Regions from separate parts of the Homo sapiens genome. Here region 1 is linked to region 2. A link is a loop called in an ENCODE intact Hi-C map of the cell type or tissue named here. Cell type or tissue: A673. All regions are shown on one strand. Links, peaks and the distances in the headings refer to the core of each region. The heading gives the core; the rest is flanking DNA. Region 1 overlaps QRFPR (pyroglutamylated RFamide peptide receptor). Region 2 overlaps LOC105377401 (a long non-coding RNA gene).

Region 1 (5,381 bases), core at 312-5,311, 210 kb after region 2:
AGCAACAGCATTTATGTAAAAGATTCTCTCTACTTAGGACAAGAACAGTTTACATTTAAAATAATGACAAGGATTTAGCAGTAAGAAAGTTTTAAATATTTCACTGTGCACTTAGGAGGCATAAAATGAATTCCCTTTTAGTTTGCTTTTCTAAAACATAACTATTCTTTGATAAGTTGTTGATTTATTAGGATTCTTGTTTGTGGGAAGAGAAGCCCAACTTAAATTACCTTAAGAAAAAAAAGGGAATATTCTACCTCTGCAACTGAAAAGGTCAGAGTTAGGGCTGGTTTTAGGCATAACTGGATTAAGGTCTTCAACAGTGATCATCCTCCCCCTCGGCGGCCAGCTCCACTTCCCTCTGTGTTGTGGTTTCATTCTAGAGCTGTCTTTTGCCCAAGTGTGAAAGATGACCCCAGGAGCTATAAGCTTACATTTTCTTTAAAACTCCCTGTCTCAAACCAAGTGTCCATCGATGGACAAATGGATATACAAAATATGCTGTGTATACACACAGTGGAATATCACTCAGGCATGAAAGGGAATGAAGTTCTGATACTTACTACAACATGGATGAACTTTGAAAGCATTATGCTCAGTTAAATAAGCCAGACACAAGAGGACAAATGTTGTGTGATTCTACTTACATGAACTATTTAGAATAAGCAAAGTCATAGAGACAGAAAAGGTACTAATGTTACCAGGGGCTATGGGGAGGGCAGAGTGGGGAGTTATTGCTTAATGCTTAGATTTCTGTTTGGGGTTATGAAAAAGTTTTTGAAACAGATAGTGGTGTTCATTGCACGACACTGTGAATGTGATTAATGCCACTGAATCATACACTTAAAAATGGCTAAAATCATAAATTTTATGTTAGATATATTCTACCACAATAAAAAATTCTAGAACAAAAAATAAAACTTTTTATCTCAGGAAATGAGAGAGAATACTTCCCGGTAGTTGCAGAAAATTCTGGAAGGATTCTAGCCAGTTTGGCCTTGCTGTCTTACCCATAGAACTAATCACGCACCTCAGGGAGCGCCATCGTCACTCCTATTCAAACACCCAGAGATACCCCCTACAGCAGGAAGAAAAGCCTATTGAGGAGCCACTGTGAGGCAGTTTCTTATCCCTGTCTTGTGGGAGACTGACCTTCTCTTATCTATCTCCCGTTTGGTTTCCGTTGAGTGTAAGACTTCCCTCCTTTCTCCCCACCTTGCTCCCACTTAAGGTTCAGCTACAGTCTTTTGTGTAAGTCTGTACAATTTCTTGGCCGTGGTTTAAGGGTTGCTCCTCCCCAGCAGGGCAACCCATTGCCCATACTGTCAGTCATCTTGCTCTTCAAGGCTCAGTGTCTTCCTGTGTTGATCTTGCCTTTGGCATCTGTGCAAGTAATAAACTTCCTGAATCCATTGATGCTCATTGTCTCCTTACTAACTGAATCAATGGAAGTGTGACAAGCTAACAACTGTAGTAGTGACACTTGGGACCCTGTTAGCCACTAAGCCCCTTGGAAAGGCTTGACTGCTTAGCATGAAGTTCTTCCATAGGAAGGTACTCAGGGTAGATATGTTTAGCAGAGTTGGCCATTTATGTCTAGTGGAGTGAGTCAACTTACAGGGACTAAAGCTCCCCGATCATATGTCTTCCCATAAGGCCAAGCCCTGCACTAGGTTTCTCAGGACCAAGCTGAACCAGAGTTCTGAGTGGCTCTTCCTTGTCTGCCTTTCCTGGTCTGGGATGGAGTGCTGGGATCTCCCTCTGCTGCTCCCATCTCATTTATTGATATATACTCCCCAGTGGACCAACTTCCAGGCTGCCAATTCCTTCTAGTAGTGGACATATGCCTTCTCCCTCTGCTAAGGAATTATTGAAAGGTCAGTGAACGGGGTTCTAGAAGTTGATATTGGCAGTTCCCTCTCAGTCTGTGCCTTTAAGAAAAATTCAGCAGAAGCTATACTATTTGTTTCATTTTATGCCTTAAAACTAAAGATTCTTAAGGATGAATTCCGAAGTAATTAAGTAAGTGCTTATTGTTTTTATCTGTCTTTGCAAAACTAAATTAGTCCTACCTGTAGCTTGGTTTTGGAGAAACACATTTACTGTCATATCAGAGAGATTGTAGGCTATTCAGGGTAATAGAAATCTTAAAAGACAGCATGTTCCTACATCCTGGGAGAAATAGAAGGATAGAGAAACAGTTAGATGCTGTGAAAACAAACATGGATTGTGGAATCAAACAATATTGGGTTCTAATCCTGTTCCATCCTTTATTAGTGTTTGTATTAACTAGATTATAAGTTACATGGCCTGGCATTAAAGCTTCCCCTATTAGAAGACCAAGGAGAGAAGTTATAAAATAATGTTTGATGCTGCCCCCCAGTGGTTGATGTGGTGGCAGAAAATATGACAAAGATACAGGTTTTAGATCAAGCTTTATTTTCACAAAAATATTAATGCATATAATGCATATCTAGTTCTTCTTACTTCCCATTTGATTTCTCTATGAAGCATATAGTATTTACATATTTTCATTTATGCAATCTCATTTTAAAGTCCCCTTTAATACATGTATGAAAATATGTTAACGTTTTAAAAAAATTTCCTGTGGGATTGAGATGCATTTAAAATCTGTAAACGTCGGGTAGTGTTGCCTAGTGAGTCCTGGAGACCTTTGAAGTCACTGCCACTCTCACCATGGCTTGGGTCCAGATGCGCCACAGCCTCTTGGGGATGTAGGCCCTTGGAATCTTTTTAGTGCCGGACTCCCGGCCACAGGCAGTCCCGCGGCAGCAGGATAGCAGAACCTCTGGATGGACTCTTCCTGGGAAGTTTTGCTAATTTGCAGCAGCTGGACCATGTTCCTCATTAACATCCATCTGTCAGCTTAGTCGTCACATCATTTCACCGTGGTGGCAGGGATTCTATATAGAAAAAACACCTGGATCTCAGCCTTTCAATGGCTTCAAGACAACCAGAAGTGCCTGCTCTTGAGGCTAGTGGGCCTCTAGGCAAGATGTCCCTGCCCTTCAGGATATACCGCCGGGCACTCAGCTATGATGATACCCTCAAGGACCCTGCACCCATGACTCCTCCTCCATCAGACATGGGCAGCATCCCTTGGAAGCCAGTGATTTCAGAGCACAAGTATCAGCACCTCACCAAGGTGGAGGAAGGAGAGGCCAGTCTACCCTCCCCTGCCAGTCCCTGTCATCGGCCATTGACAGTGTGGACAAGCTCCCAGTGGTGAAGGCTAAAGCTACCCATGTCGTCATGAATTATGTGATCACAAAACAGACCCAGGAAAGCTTTCAGCATTTTGGGCAACAGGCAGGGCTGAGAGATCCTGGCTACACACCCACAAGGGTGTCACCACTCAGAAGACCAAGTACCTTAGAGTAGCAGAAGCACTCCACAAACTAAAGCTGCAGAGTGGAGAGATAACAAAAGAAGAGAGGCCACCTGCATCAGCCCTGTCCACCCCAAGCACCACTTCTCACTTTTCACCTAAGCAGAGACCCAGGGGCTGGTTCACTTCTGGTTCTTCCACAGCCTTACCTGGCCCAAATCCTAGCACCATGGACTCTGGAAGTGGGGATAAGGACAGAAACTTGTCAGATAAGTGGGGCCTCTTTGGACTGAGATCCCTTCAGAAGTATGATTCTGGAAGTTTTGCCACCCAGGCCTACCGAGGAGCCCAGAAGCCCTCTCCAATGGAACTGATCCGTGCCCAGGCCAACCGAATGGCTGAAGATCCAGCAGCCTTGAAGCCACCCAAGATGGACTTCCCAGTGACGGAAGGGAGGAAACAGCCACCACGGGCACATAATCTCAAACCCCGTGACTTGAATGTGCTCACACCCACTGGCTTCTAGAGCCCTTTCTTTCCAGGGATTCTGGTAAAGAAGGTTTCTTGCACTCCACTGCCCTTTTATCTTGGCTTTGACATAGGAAAGGTATATTTAAAAACTTAATCAGCTGGGCACAGTGGCTCACGCCTGTAATCCCAACACTTTGGGAGGCCAAGTTAGGTGGATCACCTGAGGTCAGGAGTTAAAGACCAGCCTGGCCAACACAATGAAACCCTGTCTCTACTAAAAATACAAAAATTAGCCGGGCATGGTGGTGGGTGCCTATAGTCCCAGCTACTTGGGAGGCTGAGGCAGGAGAATTGCCTGAACCCAAGAGGCAGAGGTTGCAGTGAGCCGAGATCACGCCATTACACTCCAGCCTGGGCGACAGAGTGAGACTCCGTCTCTAAATAAATAAATAAATAAAGTAAAAAACCTGTTAAATTGAGGCTAGAGCTGGAGATACAATTGGTTTTTGAGAAATATTGATACAAAGCTTGCCCCTGTTGTGTGGAAGAAGCCATTTTGTACTGCTTTAAAGTTAGACTAAATATTCTCAGCAGTGGTGTATGGGGACCTCATTACCTATTTTTTCATCATTTACCCTAGGTAAGAACTTCAATCACTGCTTACTAGGTAAAGAATGTTTGTGCTGTTCCAAAACCCAGGCTTCTTGATTCCTTACCACTATCCATGTGAGCATTGACAAATCATGGCGTAGAGGTGCTCACTGACTGGCTGAGACGACTCTGGCCCTGTTGATGGCTGGTGCTGTGCTCCAGCCTTATCAGTAAGGGGACCCAAGATTTGTTTGGGACCTGGGTATAGGTAAAACCAGACTTGGCAGGGACCCCTGTTTCTAGGCTGAACCTTGAGTCCCCCTGCTTTTTGGTAGACCTAATGGATCACTGTCCTGCAACCAGTTCTTCATGTGGGGCCTCTTAGGCCAGTGCCAGGGGAGGCATGCTTCTCTTTCTATGCCACAGAACAAACACTAGTCTAGCAGAGCCTTTCTTGCACTTTAAAGTGAGATTAATTTAGCTGCAATTTGGTTAAAAGCTTCCTAAGAGAGAAAATTCAGTCTACTGACTTGGTATAGGTAAATGGACTTAAACTTTTTTAAAGTAAAGGAGATGGTAGGTACAGTTAGATTATAGTCTTGAGGTTTATGTGGAGCCAGTGGTGTTACCTTATTTTGATTTCCTTGTTCAGGTCAGGGCCTGGAACGTCTGTGGGAGGAGGAGAATGAATTCAAAATTTTCTGTATGAAAGCATTTTTCACCAAAATGAGCCTCATCCCTTTATGCAATACATAACCTTACTGAGGGAGGGAAATAGGGAAACCACTTTTTTATTTCTCCTCACTGTGTACAAGTTCAGTTTTTGTCTTGAATACTGTCTCAAATACCCAATTTTTTGTTTTGGATAGTACCTTGTCTGTGTAAGAAGCTGGCCTTTCCATAGAGAGGCCCTGGAGTCTAAAATTATAAGAATTAATTTATTTGTGTCTTCTATTGTGATCTCTTGTTT
Region 2 (5,381 bases), core at 205-5,204:
ATACAGATGGTTCCCAATTTACAATGGTTTGACTTAATGATTTTTCAACTTTGTGATGGTATGAAAGCATTGCCAACTCAGTAGAAACCATACTTCGAGTACCCATACAACCATCCCATTTTTCACTTTCAGTACAGTATTCAGTAAATTACCCGAGATATTTAAAGCTTTATTATAAAATAGATGTGTTAGATGATTTTGCCCAACTGTAGACGAATATAAGTGTTCTGAGGATGTTTAAGTTAGGCTAGGCTAAGCTATGATGTTTGGTAGGTGAAGTGAATTAATTGTATTTTCCACTTACGATATTCTCAACTTACAATCCACTTACGATATTCTCAACTTATAATGGGTTTACTGGGATGTAACTCCATCGTAAGTTGAGGAGAAACTGTATTTGGTAATGGGCTGAATCACTGTGTACAGTACTTTCTTGTTCAAAGTAAATCCAAGTTTTCTGTTCTCCCTCTTCTGTCTCTGGAAATGATCAGATCAATAAGCCAGGGTTAATTCTTCAGTACCCACCATCTAAGTTGGAGGGGAGAGAAAGCCAAAAACCTTATTAAGGCTTCCAGGACTAAGAAGTGTCCTCTAACCACAGTTTTACAGGTTTTTGTTTAGTTTAGTTTTGTTTTTATTGGGGGAAAGAAAGACATTGGCATTTTGCTTCTCATTTGGCTATTGTTTCTTGCATATATCTCTCTTCGTTGGGAATTGTGTGGAGAGGAGAAGAGTAAAGGATATCTGTTATTTGGTTTGATGAGAACATTGGGAAGAGAGAAGTGGTCTTTTTCTTCTGAGGCCAGGAGCTGTAAGAAAAACACTTTCTGAAGATTGACATTAACACCAGGAAAAGGAGAACAAGGGAAAGAAAGGACAGGAGAGATCTTTTAGGACATTGTTTTGAACATCTGCTCCTGTTGTGTCTGAATGCAGACCAAATCCTGAACGTTTCATTACATAAGCCAACATATTCCTATTTTTTCCCTCAGAGTAATTTGAGTTGGCTCCTTGTCACTTACCTTGAAAGAATCCTGAATAAAACAAGAAGTGATTGGCAAGGCTGAATCTGTGCATGTTTAGGTCTCCTGCTGTAATATCACTTTTCTGAAATCATTGAAACCTCACTCCTACTTTACAAGCCTATAAGCCATTTTCTTTATGTAAATACAGACATTAACTTAAAAAATATCTTTTGAACAGGAGGGCTGCAGTGCATGGGAAGGGGCCTGGAGAAGTGGATAGTATCTTTCCCCCTGGTGAGCTCTAAGAATAAGACACAGACAATCTTGGGTGGTTTAAATGCTACCCTGTCTAGAAGCAGGAGGGAGAAGGGAGCAATCATCACAGCCCGGCAGTGTCAGAAGTTTCCCACTGTGTTGTCAGACATGAGTAGAGCCAGTTTAGCCCACGTTGAGGGAAACTTGCTACTGACCACCTCCTACGTGCCCATCTTTTTTTGTTTGTTTGTTTGCTTCCTGGCTCTTTGATCAGGAATTCAGGCATTCTCCTGAAGCAGCTTATAACCATTTTGATAATGTATCTAGAATTTTTCTTTCACTTAGATTCAGATAAAATAAAAACCCAAACCAAAATACTTACTGTGTATTTATTACACGTCAGATACATTTACATGCATGACTGCACTCAATCCTTCTCATTATGTCTATTTTAAACAAGAAGAAACAGAGGTTTTCAGATGTTAAGAAACTTGCTCAAGGTCACTTGGCAGAGTTGAAATTCAAACTTAAATCTGTCTCTACAACCTCTGTTCTGAATTGTTAAGCCTTCCTGTGTTTTCAATACTCATTATGTGCCAAGGCACAGACAATATCAAGGTAGTTCTTAGCCTTACTAAGTTTTCCCCTGTCTTTTCAGGGTTATCCTTTGATTAATGTCCAGTAAAATAGTTTAACTTGTATCCCATGCTTCTGCAGTAAACCAAGTGTTTCCGCCAGCTCTTGGGGGTGTGCTGAGGTTTGCTTGATTGTCACTTGCCACTTCTTACTTTGAATAGCAATTTGTTCTCCTCTTGCCATCTCTTCATAGCCACAATGTTCTAGGGGACAACTTGGGACCCATCTCCATTCTCAGAAGCACACTGACATTGGTTTCTAGAATTTAAAATTCTGTAAGGATATCAGCAGGAAAGTAGAAGTTTTAAGCTCGGTGTCAGCTATTGCTGTACTTGAGACCCATCATTAGTCTCATCCCTGGAACCTACTCTGACCACCTCTCTCCCTGAGTCTTCACTGCCCTTGGGACTCTCATTTTCCCATTTGTCTGCAGCATGGTGTCTGCCCTAAATCACATCTCCCAGCTCACCAGAGAAAACCTGAAATCCCTTAAATTAGTTGGAGTAGTGCCACATTCTGCCCACGGGACAACCTTTCACACTATTAATGTTTTAGTCTGAAGTATCTGCATTTGGACTACTTCAAGGATTTTTTTTTTTATTTTCACATGTCCTTTCTCAAAGTACTGTTGGAATAAGTTAGATAAAGTGAAATGGGAGCGTATTTCTCTCTTCACTACCAATCCTAAGTGCCCTTGCCAATGTTCTCCTTGCAACTAAGTTTGGTACTCAAAACACTTAGAAAAAACTTAAACACATTACTGTATAAGCATGCCTCATGGAAATTGGGCATTGTGAGTTTTTAAATAGAAAAGACAGGACATGTTTTAAAAATTAAATCACTGTTTTGATTTGCTGAGAAACAAAGCCTTTTATACATCAACCCTATTTAATATTGCCATATAATAGAAAAGCTTATGTTCTGCCTTTATTCTGATCCAGGTTTGCTTTCATATGAGAATCACTGTAAGACATGAGATAGAAGGACTTAAGACAGAAAATTCAATATTCAGATATTTTAAGATGCAGCCAGGTGTGTAATTTAGCTATCTAAAATAGAGCAAGGAGCAAGGAGCTCTTAATCATCAAGTGAAATTACCAAGATTCTTAATTTTTTTTTTGTACGTACCTGTGTAAATCAGGTTTCTCTGACCCTTAAAGGGTAAGAGCTGCTAAACTATGCTATGGCAATTCACCAGGGAGGTGTGTGTGTGTTGGAGCAGGGAGAGGTTCTTAGGAAGTGGGCGTGGTGACATATTGTTCACTTATATTTCATTATTCTCAAACAGTCTCATGTAAATAGTTTCTCCTGAAATGTTCAATAGCCTTGAAATGCAGGTAAAGCAGGATTAGTAGAAAACATGAGATTCGGGGTTAATGGATCATCCAATAAGCCCTAATTTGAATATATTTTTGATGCTGCAACTGTAACCATGAACACAATTTAAATAAATTTTGCTTCCAACAGAATCAGGGAAAGGAAATCGGGACTTGAACTAACTTCCTTCCTTCGTTCCTTCCTTCGTTCCTTCCTTCCTTCTTTCCTTCCTTCCTTCCTTCCTTCCTTCCTTCCTTCCTTCCTTCCTTCCTTCCTTCCTTTCCTCCTCCTCCTCCTCCTCCTCCTCCTTCTTCTTCTTCTTCTTTTTTTTTTTTTTAACAGTCTGGTTCTATTACCCAGGCTGGAGTGCAGTGTCATGATCTCGGCTCACTGCAACCTCCATCTCCTGGGCTCAAGCTATCCTCCCACCTCAGTCTCCCAAGTAGCTGGGACTACAGGTGTGCACCACCACGCCTGGCTAATTTTTGTATTTTTGTTGGTAGTGGCTGGGTTTTGCCATGTTGCCCAGGCTGGTCTCAAACTCCTGGGCTCAAGCAATCCGCCCGCCTCATCCTCCTAAAGTGCTGAGATTACAGGGACTCTAATTGTTATCACATATTTCCAGTTAGTTACAGGGAGAATGATTAGAGATCCTATGGTAAGATAAAGAACAATGTAGGCACATTTTAGGATGGAAGCAGCAGCAGTCCACCCAAAATCAAAGGTAATTCTCATCATCTCCTTGCACCATCATCATCTTCAAATATTTTGTAAAGACCATATCTTAGGTAAGCATACTAATGAAAGCAAAATCAATGCATGAGAAAAACTAATGCAGGGGTTCCCTCTGGCATAGGGGTTTAACAGGATTGATCAAAGAAGTCCAGGACATATCAGAATGTGAGAGGCAGGCTGACTGTTGGGGAACTATTGCAGTAATCTAGCTGTGAGATGCCAAGGATGTGGCTCAGAGAAAAAGGTGGGAGCAGCAACCATTGGCAGGGAGATTCTCTGGATAGAGTAAGGCACAATACTCTTAATTTGCTGTGAGTCATATGTACACACACTGTACACACTGTCTCTTTAATATTACCACATAATAAAAGAGAAATTAATTCTTAGAAAGTGACTACTGGGAATAAAACTGAAAGATGATTTCAAAAGTCCTACAGACATGTCTTATAACATACATTCTAAATAGTAGCCTGGCAACAGCATACTTCATAATAATGTTTGGCTAATACATGGGGAATAAAAAGAGATCAGGTGATTTGAGTCACTTTATCAAAACTGGGCTATTGTACTTGCTAATGAAACACAGTACAGGATTCAGTCTTCTTGCTCATTGAATTGAACAGAGCCAACCAATTCTGAGCACAAGAACACAGGGCTGCCTTTTTATACTCATTAATCAATTCTCTATTGAACTTATGTTTTGTTGTAGCTCAGGTTAAGGGAAGGGGGCTGTATCTTGGTAACTGAAAGGTGAGAATTGTATTTTGAGATTAAAATTGATCATTCTTCTTATACTCATACATTTTAGGTAGGAAGACTGCTTAGGTAGCATCTGGTACCCCTCTCATTTTTCAGACACAAAGATTTGAGGTCAAGAAAGGCTGTTCTTTCCCAAAGCCACAGCATCTGTTGGATGACAGGGACATTAGCTATGGGTGGCTCTGAGGTCCTTTGAATCCCAGGCATATCTTCTAGTCATTTCTCAGGAGCCCGTGCTAACTTTGTTCTGAAGCAGTAGTTGAGTGGCTTCCATTCTTACTCTCCTTGATTTTTGCTCTTCAAAGACTTCGAGCACATGGGACAATTCCTTGTCTCAGATTCTGGTCTTCTGTGAAAGAAGAAATATTCACTTATTCATGAATATTGTATTTATTCTATGACAGGAATAAATACCTGTTCCAGGCACTGAGCTAGCTATTGTCTAAGCCATGATGAATAAGTCAGGCATAGTCCTGCCTTCATGTAGCTTGTTATCCAGTATGGGGCACAGATGTTAAACAAACACATATTTCATTGTGTCCTATGGAAAAAAAAAGTATAAGGTGTTTTTTTGTTTGTTTGTTTTGTTTTTTTGAGGTGGAGTCTTGCTCTGTCACCCAGGCTGGAGTGAAGTGGCACGATCTAGGCTCACTGCAACCTCTGCCTCCCAGGTTCAAGAGATTCCCCTGACTCAGCCTTCCAAGTAGCTGGGAT

The links. Peaks named below come from ENCODE experiments on the same cell type or tissue, not always from the same donor. Only the 100,000 strongest peaks of a DNase experiment are listed, where the experiment ranks them.
Region 1: a loop joins it to region 2, with 4 times the contacts of the local background. A loop is called at or near these places in 1 of 110 quality-filtered maps.

The regions. Positions count from the first base shown.
Region 1 is chr4:121,367,924-121,373,304 of GRCh38, reverse strand. The region is part of intron 1 of QRFPR (pyroglutamylated RFamide peptide receptor); the gene reads left to right. It also overlaps the pseudogene KIAA1191P1. Among named protein-coding and RNA genes, the nearest start is that of QRFPR, 10 kb to the left of the region's middle. In A673, for the core only: a CTCF peak has its summit at 2,402 (motif pointing left); a DNase peak (open chromatin) is centred at 2,344.
Region 2 is chr4:121,581,307-121,586,687 of GRCh38, reverse strand. It overlaps LOC105377401 (a long non-coding RNA gene), which reads right to left. Exons shown (of 3, transcript XR_939166.2): 3 at 3,774-5,016. Among named protein-coding and RNA genes, the nearest start is that of ANXA5, 110 kb to the left of the region's middle. In A673, for the core only: no CTCF peak of the experiment used is centred there; a DNase peak (open chromatin) is centred at 3,127; H3K27ac peaks cover 4,278 bases.